Linked DNA regions of Mus musculus: regions 2 and 3 are each linked to region 1. Evidence: chromatin loops called from intact Hi-C (ENCODE). Cell type or tissue: left cerebral cortex. All regions are shown on one strand. Links, peaks and the distances in the headings refer to the core of each region. The heading gives the core; the rest is flanking DNA.

What was found. A loop is a pair of places that touch in the nucleus more often than their neighbours do. Peaks named below come from ENCODE experiments on the same cell type or tissue, not always from the same donor. Only the 100,000 strongest peaks of a DNase experiment are listed, where the experiment ranks them.
Region 2: it touches region 1 in a loop (8-fold over the local background); 4 of 42 quality-filtered maps call a loop at or near these places.
Region 3: it touches region 1 in a loop (2.1-fold over the local background); 3 of 42 quality-filtered maps call a loop at or near these places.

The regions. Positions count from the first base shown.
Region 1 is chr13:84,611,401-84,616,409 of GRCm38, forward strand. The region is part of intron 2 of Gm34196 (a long non-coding RNA gene); the gene reads right to left. Among named protein-coding and RNA genes, the nearest start is that of Gm34246, 62 kb to the right of the region's middle. In left cerebral cortex, for the core only: a CTCF peak has its summit at 1,938; DNase peaks (open chromatin) are centred at 1,301 and 1,796; H3K27ac peaks cover 1,140 bases.
Region 2 is chr13:84,364,774-84,369,782 of GRCm38, forward strand. No RefSeq gene overlaps it. Among named protein-coding and RNA genes, the nearest start is that of Gm41011, 23 kb to the left of the region's middle. In left cerebral cortex, for the core only: no CTCF peak of the experiment used is centred there; a DNase peak (open chromatin) is centred at 2,284.
Region 3 is chr13:84,756,620-84,761,628 of GRCm38, forward strand. The region is part of intron 2 of Gm34196 (a long non-coding RNA gene); the gene reads right to left. Among named protein-coding and RNA genes, the nearest start is that of Gm34246, 84 kb to the left of the region's middle. In left cerebral cortex, for the core only: a CTCF peak has its summit at 2,111 (motif pointing left); DNase peaks (open chromatin) are centred at 1,493, 2,101 and 2,673; H3K4me3 peaks cover 1,606 bases; H3K27ac peaks cover 2,500 bases.

The DNA of each region.
Region 1 (5,009 bases), core at 914-3,413:
TAACAGAATCTAGGCTGCACTTTACAGTTTACAGAATTCTTTATAGGTTCTTTTGTGTTCATAGTTCTATTTGATGTCCATAGCATTCCTGAGCGAGGGCAGATCTTATCATATCCACTTACAGATGAGGACAGTCACATTCAAGATAACAAGCAGCCAACAAATAAGCAGGGTGGGGACTACCATCCATGTATCCCAACTATCTGAAAGCAAGGGGCTACACTCTGCATACTTATTTGTTTGGGATTCTTCTCTGGACTGCATTAATATTTTGTCTGTTTTGCATTGGTTTTGATTATATAGAAATGTTTGGTGTGTTTTAGCATAAGGACATATGCTTTTAATCTTAGCACCTGGCAGACAAGGCATGCAGAGCTCTGACAACTGGAGGCTTACTTGGTCTACATTGTGAGTCTTAGGCTGTTTAGGAGGGCAATATAGTAAGACCTCATCGATGAAGCAAAAACAAGAAGAAGTCTGGAAGTAAAGAAAAAAGGTTGTTGTTGTGTGTTTGTGTTCCAGAATATCTCTATTTTCACATGGAGAATGGCTGTATGAAATGTTCATATTTTTGAGACTCAGAAGTACTTTAGTATACATTAAAATTCACTCATTTAAAAGATTCAGAAAGCCAACGATTTAGGAAATTAAATGTGGTACTGTTTTAAATTTCCTGAATGACCTTATACAAAACAGTTCATCTTTTTTTTTTCCTCAATTAATATGTGAGACAAAGTTCGAACATTATTTCAGATGAGTAAAGTAACATTTAATTCATAGTACACTTAAAATTTACATAGACTATGTGAATAAAAATGTTTCCAATGCCATTTTGAATAGGTCAATATTTTCTGAACTAACTTAATAACAGTAAAAAGGTCTTGTGTATACGAAATTGAATGTGTAATTCACTCCTTGGTTAGACCGTTTATTAAAAAGTCACATTTTTTCTGCATTTCTGGTTGATTATTTCTCTCACTAAATTTACTGTCTCATCAAGGCAGTATTTGTTCATTTGGAGAATCATTTAGCATGGATTGTACTATGGGGACCTGAGATGGAACTTTTCCTACTTAAGAAAATAGCCACTCTGTATTTAGATTCCTGTAGGGGACACTTCAGGAGAGTGATGTTGCTATCTCATGCCTACAAATTCCTCATCTGGGTCTGGAGTCATTGCTATATCTGTTCATTCAAGATAGCAGCGGCACTTAGCAATTCAACAATTCAACACGATGTAAGTTGGCTCATCAACAAAGCCGGTACCCTCTGGGGGTTGGAACAACACTTCCTGTGTTTGACTCTGCTTGCTCGGAAGTTGTTTTAAGTCCAGCACTGCTGGTGAAGTTTCCCCTGGTGCACTGAATGCTCATGCCATGTCAAAAGGCCTTGACCTTTTCACTCATAGAACAAAGGGACTGGAAACAAATTATGCTCAGAGAACTGGTCAAAGGATAACAACTCCAACATGAAAGAAAACAAAGAGCCTGACCTCCTACACAAGCCATGAATACAATTTCTGAACTTGAAGTATAATCTTAATAGGACACTCTCCTTCACCAAAATTTATTAAGTATAATATGTGCATATGCCTCAGTGTGCTCTGAAACCTCCTACTTCTGCCCTGCCTCGGCTGTTTTTGCAGAACACAATGGACTAACTCCTGCTCGCTCTACTCCTCTGTCTGGCTGGAATGATTCCCATCTATGAGCTGTCCACCAAAGCAATGAGTCTTTGGAGACAGTGACTCATCAGCAAATTCTGCTCCTCCTTGCTAAGAGTATATTTAGTGTGAAAGTCTGGAGGATGTGACATAGCCAAATACATGAAGGGACAGAATTTGAGTGGGAGGGAGAGGACAAGGCTAAAATAGAACTGTAAGAAGCCACAGAATTGCAGCCTAGCCTAGCTTTCCCAGCAATGTGGCTGCAGCAACACCTACAGTTCCCTGCCAAGAATGGCATGCCACATTAATGCCATAAAAATTAGAAAATAAGAGCATTCTGGTGAATCCCTTTGAACAAAGAGAAACATTCTCTTTAAAATATTCCTAAGATACAAATAAAAATAAAATAATTGTGTGCTTTGTTGTGGTTCCCAACAGATAGAAACATACTTTTTCCTCATGCAAGTGCAATTAGGCAGCACCAACCAAGGGGCTAGCTGTGTAGAAATCTTTATTAAGTGGAACCACTGTAGATCAGATGTTTATGATGGAGTTTCAACAGAAAACCCAGTATAAATTTGTTACACTATCAGGAACCACTCTCCTCTTCATTCCCTGAGCTTAATTCTGTAACAGAACCTTTCACCTTAATTAATTAACCCATTGTTTATATGTACAAACACATGCATGGAAAATTTTCTATGATCTTAGGTTTTTATAGTCTTAGGTTTTTATGGTCTTAGGTCCTAGGCTTCTGAGCTCAAGTCAGCATTGGACAGCAGTGGTCATCAAGGATCCACGGCACATGGGACCCAAGTACATCTTTTTCTCATTTATTATGAAGTAAAGGTTTGTTAAAAAGTAATTAAATAATGTTTATTGTATAGTTTTTGATAATTGGAGAATATTCATTGTACAATATAATGGGTTTACTTGTGACTATATATGTATATACATTTATATATATATATATGTATATGTATGTATGTCATGCTCTCTGTTCATCACCTACCTTCCTCCTACCTTTGCCTCACAGTGATCTCTTTCCTCTTCTCAAACTGTCCCTGACCACTTTATATCTTCCTTTAATATTTTCTTCAGTGTATATTCTTTGTACAAAATGCTGTTTCTTATCTTGATCTTTATTTAGTGTTTCAAAATCAACCAAATCTCACTTTTGTTGTGCATGCTAGTTTCAAACACAGGATCTTCCAACGTCTACCTCTTAAATTCAGGGATTACACATTTGTAGCTACATGGGAACCACACGTAGCTTGGCTTTCTATCTTACTTTTTTCTTAAACAAAAACAAAACTCTGCTTTCCTCCCACTATTATCCACTTTTCTTAAATGATCATGACACTGAATTAAAGATTATACTAAAAAACATTCTGTAAATATCTTCAGAAAAGTTCATTATTTTCTGTGCTTTAATAATTCAAAGCCATTAGACTCAAAGTTTGTGTTCCTTTTTGAAAAGCTATTGAGGTTATTGTTTTTATGTGTATGTAATCTTTATTTATTTTATGTCTTGGTAAATCAATAGCAAAAGGAAAATCATCCATAATATATTTAAATAAATATTTAACTAAATAAGATTTTTAAAAAGAGTTAGGTAACACCCCATTTTTAGCCAAATAAATGAGGTGAGAAAAATAAAAACCCACAAAATGTTTGCAATGGTTCCACTAAAGTTTAAATATTTCTGGCAGGAGAGCAAGTTGATTCCATTTTCTCCCCTAACTCTACATTTATGTGTATATATACAACACTATTCTATAAGACTATGTGCTCTATATCCTGTGTAAGAACATGTGTATGTATATAAGCACTTATGTAAACACACATATATTTATATGTTTGAGCAAATACTTTCACTGTTAGAAGCTTGTCTTACTTTAATAATTCTTCATTTTGAGTAAGACCATAGACTAGACATTAAGATGTTTTTCCTAGCATTATTTATTTATTTATTTATTTATTTTTACTTTTTACTTTTTAAATTTTTATTTTATTTTTTATTTTTTATTTTTATTTTTGAACTATAATAAGCAAATAAATGATTATAAAGAAAAGTCTAAGCATATTTTCAGTTTTTAATGTGCTTGGTAGAATGTTACTTGGACAATGAATAATGGTTTGACCAAGATATTATAGCATGAAAGATGGTTAAGATATGATGTCACCATTATTCAATCAAAAAAACTATGTGTACAGAAAAAAAAAAAACACTTGAAGAAAATCATAAAGTTTTCAAGGTTTTCCTGCTACTGTGAGTGTTTCTCCACAAAACTTTTTATGTCATCAGTTTTTTATTAGTGTTTAAATAACTTTTTGAGACATATTTAAACAAATATACCATTCCCTATTCTCAATTCATCCATGAACATTGATTGTAGTGTTTCTGGGGGCTTTCATACTTTCATACATGGTAGTCATTTGGACCAGTACGGCTCCAGTGTCTTCCAAGCTTTGGAAGAATGTTTAAAGTTTTTACCAGTAACACCTAAGGGGGAAAATCATTTTTTCTTGCGCGCGCCTGACTAGCCAGCAAGAATGACGCTACAACAGGATCCTTCCACACACGTTTATTGGGAGAGCTTGATTGCAGAGGTGAAGAGACCCCAAGCCCAGAACTGGTGCTGCTTATATAGGCCTAGGAGAGGCGTGTCTCACACCCGGATTGGTTATGCATGGGTTATGCTTACCACCTCATTTACATGTCTACATCTGATTGGTTAACTTGTCTCTCATCTGATTGGTTAACTTGTCTCTCATCTGATTGGTTAACTTGTCTCTCATCTGATTGGTTCATTCTCAAAACATCATCTTGGCAAAAAAAACTTTACTGCCTATGTATGTGTGGTGGCCAGCCGTAACCAGCACCACCCTGCAACGGCACATGTGGCTTCCCACAATTTTTGAACATTTGACATCTCTTTATTTGCATCATTGTAGAAAATTCTTGAATCCCATTAAACAACAAATACTACTTGGTAAGTAAGTTAAAAATCCAATCCTCATCTGTTTTCTTCAGACAAAAATATGAGAAATAAGAATAATGCTTTATGAAATTCGATACCACTGTAAGGAAAGGGCAAAAATAAAATGGAAATATAATGTTTACCCTTATTATAAAACTTAGTGGTTTTTTTTTTAACTTCCATTTTACTTTCTCTGTTAGGCCATAGTGTATATCCAGGGCTTATATTTAACACAGACAAATGATATCTGAGCAATTATGATTATGAGTGTTGTGTTAACAACTACCGCTGTTCTATCAAAACTGTGAGCAGAGCATGAGTATTAATTAATGGGACACATTGCCAGGTGGGGCAAGTTG
Region 2 (5,009 bases), core at 1,137-3,636, 250 kb before region 1:
TTATATAAAGGAAAACATTTATTTGTGGCTTGCTTAAAATTTAAAGGTTTAATCTATTATCATCATGGTGGGAAGCATGGTGACACTCAGACAGAAATGGTGCTGGAGAAGATGCTGAGAGTTCTATATATGGATCAGCAGGCAGGGTGAAGAGACACTTGATCTGGGTTGAACATTTGAAGCCTTAAAGCCCACCCTCAGAGACACACTTCCTCTAACAAGGCCACAGTTTCTAATAGTACTCCTCTATGTGGCCAATGAGGGCCATTTTCATTCAAGTCACCACAATGACAGAAAATTTTGTTTTTTTACACAAGGAAAGACTTAGTATAGCATCTCATTGATGTTGGTACAAATTAGAAGTCTTTAATTTCCCAGAGTGAAGTACATGTCTATCTTTTTTAAATATTAAAAAGTGTGTCTAGTGAAATGTGCTTTTTTTACTGTAATCTGGAATTTTTTCAGTGAACAGTGTTGTCATTGCTGGGACTGTGTTTCCCAGGAGTTCTGGTAGAAGAAAAATGATTACTTTCTTGCCTGTTTCAAATTCTTATGATACTCCTGCATGAGACAACAATATAGATTTGAATATACTTGCTGGGAGAAATTTATTCTTAACCATCTCACCCTTATTGATTCATTGTGGATGAAAATCTAAAAGCCACAGTGTTATACCAGAAGGTAATTAATTAAAAAATGTAAAGGTCTTATTTTAACAGCTTACCATACATACCACCAAATATTGTTAGATTTTAAAATTTTATGTGCCCTATTTCACTGTCTCTGCTGAATCTGGCTTGGCCATGACAGGGATTGTGTGACAACTTCTTAGTATACTTTTTTTTTTTTTTTTTTTTTTGCTTTGTGTTCTTTCTTCAGGAAATATTTTCCCTACCAAGGTTATCAGGGAATGTTCTCTTTGCCAAGGTTAATTACTCTATGATATTTACAAACAACAGGAGTCCAGGTGTCAAGTGTATGTTTGTCTTAGCAAAATGGTAAGTGCTGAGACCTCCAGGATAGCCCTCAAGGCTGTGGGAAAGAACTCTGAAACTATGAGTTCAAAAATATATAATTTCTCAACTATGCAAAAAATAAGGATGCAATATGAATTATATAAGGAGCTTGACAGATCTAAAGGGACAGAGGCAGTTGCACTATGAGCCAGCTTGTCAGAAAGATACTAAAGGAGAGGAGATTTGGGGGTTGGTGATCACAGGGCAAGATCCCATCCAGCTAAGTATTTTGTTTATGCTTACAAAGGCAGGAAGATTCCTGAGCTCAAGGTCAGCCTCTGACAGAAAGAGTTTTAGTCCAGGCACAGGCACAGTAGAATTGATAATTTTTGGGTGGGGTCCCTTTCACCTAGTTTATTTTCTGTGCTTAACAAAGGAGGGCAGATGTCTGAATTCTTTTGCAAAATTAAGAAAAATGTGGTTGTTGTTTCTTTCTAAGAATCAAGGGTTTGGGGTCAAGGAATGCTGACTCTTGGGATAATCAAAAGGGAACCTGGGATAATGACTGAGTTGGTATCTAATTAAAAGACTGAGCTTTTGGTATGCAAGAGATGAGCTATCCAGAGAGATTTGTTTTACAATAGTAAGAAAAGGTTGTCTCCTATTGCACATGCCAGCAAGATTTTGCTGAAAGGACCCTGAAATAGCTGTCTCGTGTGAGGCTTTGCCAGTGCCGGGCAAGTACAGAAGTGGATGCTCACAGTCATCTATTGGATGGAACACAGGACCCCCAATGAAGAAGCTAGAGAAAGTACCCAAGGAGCTGAAGGGTCTGCAACCCTATAGATGGAACAACAATATGAACTAACCAGTACCCCCAGAGCTAGTGTCTCTAGTTGCATATGTAGCAGAAGATGGCCTAGTCGGCCGTCATTGGGAAGAGAGGCCCCTTGGTCTTGCAAACTCTATATGCCCCAGTACAGGGGAATACCAGGGCCAAGAAGTAGGAGTGGGTAGGTAGGGGAGCAGAGCGGGGTGGGGGGAGGAGGGTATAGGGGACTTTCGGGATAGCATTTGAAATGTAAATGAAGAAAATATCTAATAAAAAATTGAAAAAAGAAAAGATTGTCTCAAGTAGGTGTGTGTGTGTGAGAGAGAGAGAGAGAGAGAGAGAGAGATTTGAAAGCTGTCTTGAACAGAACCCGTAATTGAACAAATGATTTCACTTTGAGTTGTTTTGCTGCTCCCAGACACCCCTTCCTCAGAACCCTTCTCCAAGCTAAGGCTGGTTATTCCTTGGCTTGTGTCTCTCTCTGTCCATCTGTCCATCCATCTGCTGTCTGTTTGTAGTCATATTCTCTAGGCTTTTAGTTCTTTCCTTCTCCATACACAGTAAAGATCCAGTAAAATTTAGGTATTTTTGGCTCATGACTCACTGAGTTGCTTTGTATATAACCTTCTGCATGTTTAATAATTTTTATATGCCAATCACAAAAGTATATTTATGCATTGATTCTTCCATTATTCTATTATACTAAAAATTGAAATTGAAAAAGCACTTGGTTTTGTTCTTATGCAAGTGGAATTTGTAGATTCTTTTTCCTCATAGCATTGTAGTGATGTTGAATTTGACATTCGGTTTGCAAGTCAAAACATGGGAGCTAGTCAACAAATTTGAGCCTCTTGTCTACTATGATTTTCAACTAGCTCATGTAGCTCAGGCAGAGGCCTGCCTTGAACTTCTGGTTCTCCTGCCTCCTCTTACCATCTCCAACTTCTTCTTTATTCTCATGGTTTCTGTATTTATTTAGCTGACATTTTGGAGAACTCATTTGTAGATAAAGCATAACGAAAGCTGTCTCCACATCTGCTGAAGAATGTAAGGCATTAGATTTGCTTCACATCTTCACAGGTTTAAGACCTGGTCCACACTCATACTCTTCACTTCCATTTGAAAAACAAAATTTTATAATATAGACAGGTAAAGTTCAATTGACCAAATTAACACGTTTTTAAAAAAAGTAGTTCTATTCTGGGCCTGCCTTCTGGGTTAGCATTCTGGGCTAGACTGTTCCCCCCGCAGGTGTTTTCACCCATATGCTCAAATACATTTATTTTATTTGCTAAGGTTAAAAGCAAAATTACTTGTTACAAGTTGATGGTTCTTAACTTCAGATTGAAGGAACTTTTTTGAACAATGATGCCAGTCCACCCATGGAATTCAATCAATTTGACACGTTCTACTTGTCCTGTGCACATTGACCTTTGAGACTTATTGATACCATTCTGGAAATTCCTACTTCAACAGCATCATTGTATTATTCTTTGATACCAGCTCCTCCTGGATGAAAGCAAAAGAAAAATAAGCTTAGGGTAGGTTGAGGAACAGGGAGTTACTTTTCTTTCCATCTCAAAATCACAATGGAGGACTTCTGTGGTTTTTTTCATGGCTCTAAACTGCGAGTCTGCCAACGTTTCCTCTTGGATACAATTCAGCAATTGCTAAAGTCTTTTCTTCATAGCTGGAAAGATAACCGACTCTGTGCTTCTTTTCTCATCAAGGAAGAAAGACTTTCCCAGGAAACTGCCAAGACTTTCATTTTCAACTTATGGACCAGATCTGGGTCACTTACTTATGTCCTGATATAAGTACAGTGAACAGCTGTTGTTTCTAGTGTCTGTACTTGTTTAGTGAAAAAGAAGAAGACTGAGAAAATTCTCAGATAGTTTTCTGCCAAATGCACTCCTCCACAGTGGTATCCTCCAAGTAACTTGAGTGGTAGTGAATGAAACCAATCGCACTGTACCCCTTCTGTTTGACTTACACCCTACACTGCATGGACTGCTTAATGAACCCACAAAAGACCCTATCATACCTGTCTTTTCACATGCCATTTCCTCCTCTTGGATTCTCTTCCCTATGATTTCCTCCTGAATGCCAGTGCCAGCATCAATGCTCAGCACTAAAGCTGCCTTCTCTGTGAGGGTTTCCTTCTGCCCCTCTATCAACTATAGTTTCTTTTTTAATTTTTAAAATTTCCACAAAACTTTCAGTATACTGTAGAGGCTTACCAGTTGTGGATATAACATTTGAAGTCTGATTACTCATAAGACACAAATGTGTAATTCAAAGGCATCTACAACATTTCTGAGGTGCAATCCAAATCTCATCTGCTGAAAAGCTGGCAGGCCAAACAGTGAACGTTTTCCCCGTTGAGTGTATCATGGAATGCTGAGGATCTGGGCTTCAGTGGAACTTAACTGTTCTGTGTAACACAGGTAGTAACTTTTGTGATCGCTCATTAAAAGCTGAGTTTCACCATGAAAATGACTATAAATTGAGAGATAAAACTCAAGATTAAGGTTGGAATTTGGTTGGAGAAGAAGCAGTGGGAAGCAGTAATTCTCCAGAAAATATAATTTATGAGATATTTAGGCACGTGGAAAAATACTTAAATATTCTTGATATAATTATATTATTTTACTATAATTTTTCATGTTTTACAATCATTTATGCACAGCGATTTGAAAACAACAAGCTTCTAGATGTCAGGAAAGAAATCATATCATGTGGCTGTAGAGACAGGGAACTGTGATGGAGTTAACTTCTCTATTTGTTCCCAAGGTAAGGGTCTCATGGGAAGATAACTTGATAATGTGGGCCTTTTGTTTTTCTAGCTGTAATGTGATGAGGAACACACTCATCTCACAGGCTATGTAGAGCTATTAAATGGAACAGTATCCAGAAATGTGTCTTGTAAGTTGCTATACTATTGATGACTCAACGATTGCCACTATTTATACTCCTAAGCTATATTATGAGAGCAGATACTCAAATAAAATGTATTTAATGAGTGACAAAATGAATGACTGGAAAGCTGTTCTAATAGCACACTGGAAAATACAGCATATTATAATAGCACACTAGAAAATGTAGCATATTCTAATAACATCCCGGAAGATATAGCATATTCTAGTAACATACATGGAAAAACTACTTTATTTTCCAGAAGTGTTTCTCTGAGATCCAAAGGAATTATTTGCCTGTGTTAC
Region 3 (5,009 bases), core at 1,137-3,636, 150 kb after region 1:
ATTATATCCATTTTTGAATGCCAAAAGAATAAGCCAGAGTATTACTCTGTGTCATTGAAACTACCTCTCATCTACCACAAACACTCGGAAGTGTCTCTGCTTTGTGGAATAGTTAGAATAATTCATTTACATACAAGTTGAAAAGAACTTTTGGGGGGCAGGGTTACTTTACAGGGCAGAGATCAAACCAAGAGCCCAGAGAGTTTGCTAGGCAGAGAATCCACTTCATTCTCAGTCAGAGTTAAACATTTTTTGAAATGTTTTCAAAAAGGTTTCCATTAAAATCATTTTGATCCCTTGTGGAGCAATGTCCCTCCCAAAACCTGTAAGAAGCAGGTATTTTTCTGCAAGAGCTCAAATAGAACCAAATGAGCAGTTCCTCAAGGTAAAAGCTCACCCAGTCTGTTTCCAAGCAGAGCAACCGCATGCTGATCACCATCTTCGATGGTCAATAGTGAGAAGCAAAATGTGCTATGGTATCAGTCTTGTATGCCTATCACACTGACAGCCTAAGAGGGGAATCTCAGTTCTGGATGTATAGGGGTCCTGTTTTCTGATTTTTGTCTCTGATTTTCTATTGATCAGTCGCAACTCACTATGTTAAAACAATCCTAAGAACTTGGGGTTTATATCCAAACTAAAAGTGATATAATCAAATATAAGAGAAATTGAAGACATAACTTATTAACCGTGCCGTACGTTAACACCACAAATGAAGTGGAATTTTCTCAAACTAGAGACACCCAGAGAGCATACTGCACACAACATTGCCTGTGCAGAAAGTTTTACCACCATGGGACCCCTTGATTCCCCTCATATTTACATTTTAAAGAGCTATGATTATATCATTGGATCTTTGTTTTACTAAATATTTTATATAGATGTCTTCTTAGAATCTGTAGTTTTGATAAATTTATAAAAATCAAAGCTAAGAAAATATGTCCAACAAATTATCTTATTCTCAGATACTATACACGGGATAAAAAGCTTTACAAAGGTGGATACTGAAAACAGCCCCCCCAAACTTCAGATCTGTGAGATTTTAAACTGACATGATTTCATATCTATCAAAATTGTAAAGCCATTAGAAGTAAAATTAAATGTGTAGGTTATATAGTAGTATCAGTAGTACATGAAATAAATTATGCACTTCAGTTTGTCAATGCGCAGTATCATTTTTGATCCCATGTAAATCTGCTATGAGACGTTTAAAGGAATATCAAAAATATACCCCAACCACAACAGATTTGTCATTCATGCGCTGTTGAGCATGGAGGCCTAATTTACCCTTTTGCCATTATTTTAAATTAAGGCACTTATCCAAAGATCAAAACATCGTCTACAATGGACATTTTGTGAAGGCAGATAGTGATAACATCTGAAGGGATATGGTAATTGTTCCTGTTGTGGACGAACAGGGAGAGATATTTGATATGTATCTTGGGAAACAGGAAATGTTCCACATATAAAACTACAACTGCAAGTGTGGAGGGAAAGACGAAAGCGGCCCAGTGACCAGGCAAAAACTTTAAACGTATTTGCGAAGCAAGAACAAAGACATGCGTTGCCTGGCTGGTAGAAAGTGTTAAAGGGGATTGTCTCCTTTGCCACGGCTGTTTGAAATCCAGCATTTCATATTAGTCCTTAATGACAGACCCTAACAGCATAAGTGAAGAAAAACCAAGAGAAATTTTGATGAAAAAAAAAAAAAATCAAGAAAAAGAAATATGACTGCAAATGTGCAAACTTTGTCTGCAGTTGTTGCAGGCACAGTGGTGAAGGGACTGCTCTGTCCACCTATTAAGGTAGACCGCATAACAAATAGCACACTATCCCCCAAAGGGAAGAGAGTAAAGTTCTCAGGAAACCCCAGCAAACACTGACATGATTTTTATTATTCCAAATTTAATCCGACATTTTCTAAGTGTGTGTGGAAGGAGGACAGAATACTCCCTTTGTGTCCTGGAAAGTGTCATGCGACACAAAAAGATCTTTCTCAAAGAAAAGGCATCTTACATGATTAACACTGAGCTCCCAGCTTGAAAAGAATAAACCCCCAATGTCGCGCAGTGCAGGACGGCTGAGCAGGTCCAATACAGTGCTTTCATGCCATCTAGTGGTCATCTGAGAAGTCTCCCCGAGACCCGGGGATCTCAAGCAACTGGTAAAGAGGAGTAGCCATCCTCACCACCTCCACCACCACCATCACCACCATCACAACCATCACCACCATCACCACCATCACCACCATCACCACCCAAAAAAGAAAGAAAAGTAAAGAAACACGAGGTTGAAAAAACATATAAATAATTTAGGACACAAAAAAAATCTCATCAGCTTCAATAACCTGGCTAAATTTTTGATACCGTTTTAATTTGAGTGGAATTTGTTTCTTCTGGTCCTCTCTTTTCCTCCTTTTTTCTTTCCTCAATTCTTTTTCAAGTTTCCTTTTGTTTTCAGTCTACTTTCCGTTAGATTACACTTAGAAAAGAAACACAGATGCATGTTTTAATCATTAGTTTCTGAAAGAATTAAAACGTCACTTGCTTTCATACCTTGGTTTGGGTATTTTGAGACTTTTCTTTTAAATAAACCATCTCCCCACCACTCATATAAAATGTCAAGAAGCAAGACGGTACATAACTGAATTCCTCGGTAATAACTACATTCCTCCTTCTTGGAAAGGCACAGTACCTAAAATGTTCTCGACTTCTCTTCTGATGTCGGCCGCCCTATAAGCAGTCCTCAGAGTATTGAACTTTGAATTTTTTGAAAGCTAAAGTATTTTTCCCATTTTGCAAAATAGTTTTAAAATGTCATTATATGCATCTATGTCCAGGTGTGCTCTTTATACTTTGCCTAATAAATCATTTTCAAATACTGTAGCACAATTGGTTTCCTTTTCTAGTTGAGATTTATTTCTAAAGCTTAGGAATTCTTTTATTTCTCATTGATTCATACATTTTTATATTAGTTTTATTGTTTCTAAGGATTTGCCTTTTAAGGACACAAAAAGCTGATTTCTAATTGTGTAAAATAAATCTTTGATTTCAGTCAGCAACTAGTGTTTTTATCCGGGAAAGCCTCAGCCTTTTCTTTCTTTCTCTCTTTCTTTCTTTCTTTCTTTCTTTCTTTCTTTCTTTCTTTCTTTCTTTCTTTCTTTCTCTCTCTCTCTCTCTCTATCTCTCTCTTTCTTTTTCATAAAACAGTATATTTCGAAGGCTTCATGACATAAGAACAATACAGATTTTATAGTGGTTAGAGATCAGTAAGAAATACAAAGTGGAGTGGTGCTCAAATGCTGGTCCAGGCTTTAAATTAAAACAGATATTTATTTAAAAGAATTTAATAAACTAACAAAGTACTTGCAAATATTTCAAGTAATATTGCAGCAGAAAATAATTTTGTTGCTTATTTTTCCTCACTTTTGTCTTGCAAACGTGGGCGTACATACACTGGAATATTCAATGTCAATGATTCCATCATAGACAGAAATTAAAAGCATAAATGTAACATTTTCTGATGCATTTGCCATAGTTGTAGTCTCTATCAATGTGCATATTTTCATTTTGTAACTTAAACAAAGGTGCATATATTTTAAAGTAGATGTTCACCTCAAAACTAAGATTTAATTTTCAAACTATGTAGCAAATATAGTATATAGTACAAATATGCATAAAGATGCCAAATCTAGATTTTCACCTTCTAAAAGACTATAGAGCAAAAATTATGTCACTTAAAATGCTATTTTCCTCTTTTATCTCCATCTTGAATGGCAACATAATCTTAATCACAAAATATTTGCTGATTATATCTATATATTCTATATCTATGCATATCTATAAATTCAAGAAATGCTTGCTGATTATATCTATCTATTATATTATTTCTAATGATTGATGTTTTAGATTACTTTTAAATATAACTTTCTCATGGAACCTGGCCATTTAAAAACTATGTTCATTTTTGACATTTTTCTAATAACTGGTACAGACACAATTCTCCTTTATTCTCTATGTAAGCAGAACTAACTCATAACATCAGTGAAAGAGCGTGAGGAGGGATGCGGGAGGGATGCATGTGAGTGGTGTGGTGTGCATGTATCCAAGTGTCACAATGGGATGCATTACTTTGTTCGCTAAAAAGTCTCTTTCTATATAATAACTACTGACTTAATGTAAACATACTTCAAATCTAGCAGGTTTCTATCTTTTGAAGAGGATAATATTACAATAATAATATGAAGTGGGATAATGAAGATTCTTAAAATAATCACTTTAAAAAAACCTTGGCAGGTCAGAAACTTCTCTGTTGACTAAAATAATAGAGTGTGTGTTTTTTTTTTTTATTTCTACAAGTGGGTTCATATAAATGAAAAGGAAAAATAGAGTTCCAGAAGCTTTGAAATCATATCGACGTAAGATGCTACTTTCTGATAAAGATAAATTCAAGAGAGCTTTACATATTCATTGATTAAAGAAAAAGCAGAACTCAGGGAGGTTCTAGTGCAAAGAAAAAAGCATATGGGCGTCACGCCCGTCGCTGTCTGGGAACAGGACTGAATTTTGATTAGAACAGGAGGCTATAATTGGAGTGATAATCTTTTACACTGTTTTTAATTGTAATCAGTGCAGATGTTTGCAGCTTTCCGATAGGAAAACAGTGATGGAAAATATGTATAGCTGATAATTTTTAAAGCGGTAAGTTTCTCAACTTGGCTCATTTTAAAAGATATATTTGATACTCAGAATTACTGAAGAGCAGGAAATTCACAAGTATTAAAAAAGCAAATGAAAATCAACCAGTTGCCACCACCTGGAGTATATATATATTTCAGAAATACTAAGCTTAAGTACAAAATTTTCTTTCTTCCCTCAGTATTCGTTTTGTATGAAGAGATGTCAACAAAGAATCTTCTATCAGATTGGAGAAATGGATACTTTAAACAATGACTGAACTGTGTTTGATAAAGAAAAGATCGAAATCTTGATAATTTAACCTTCCTTTTT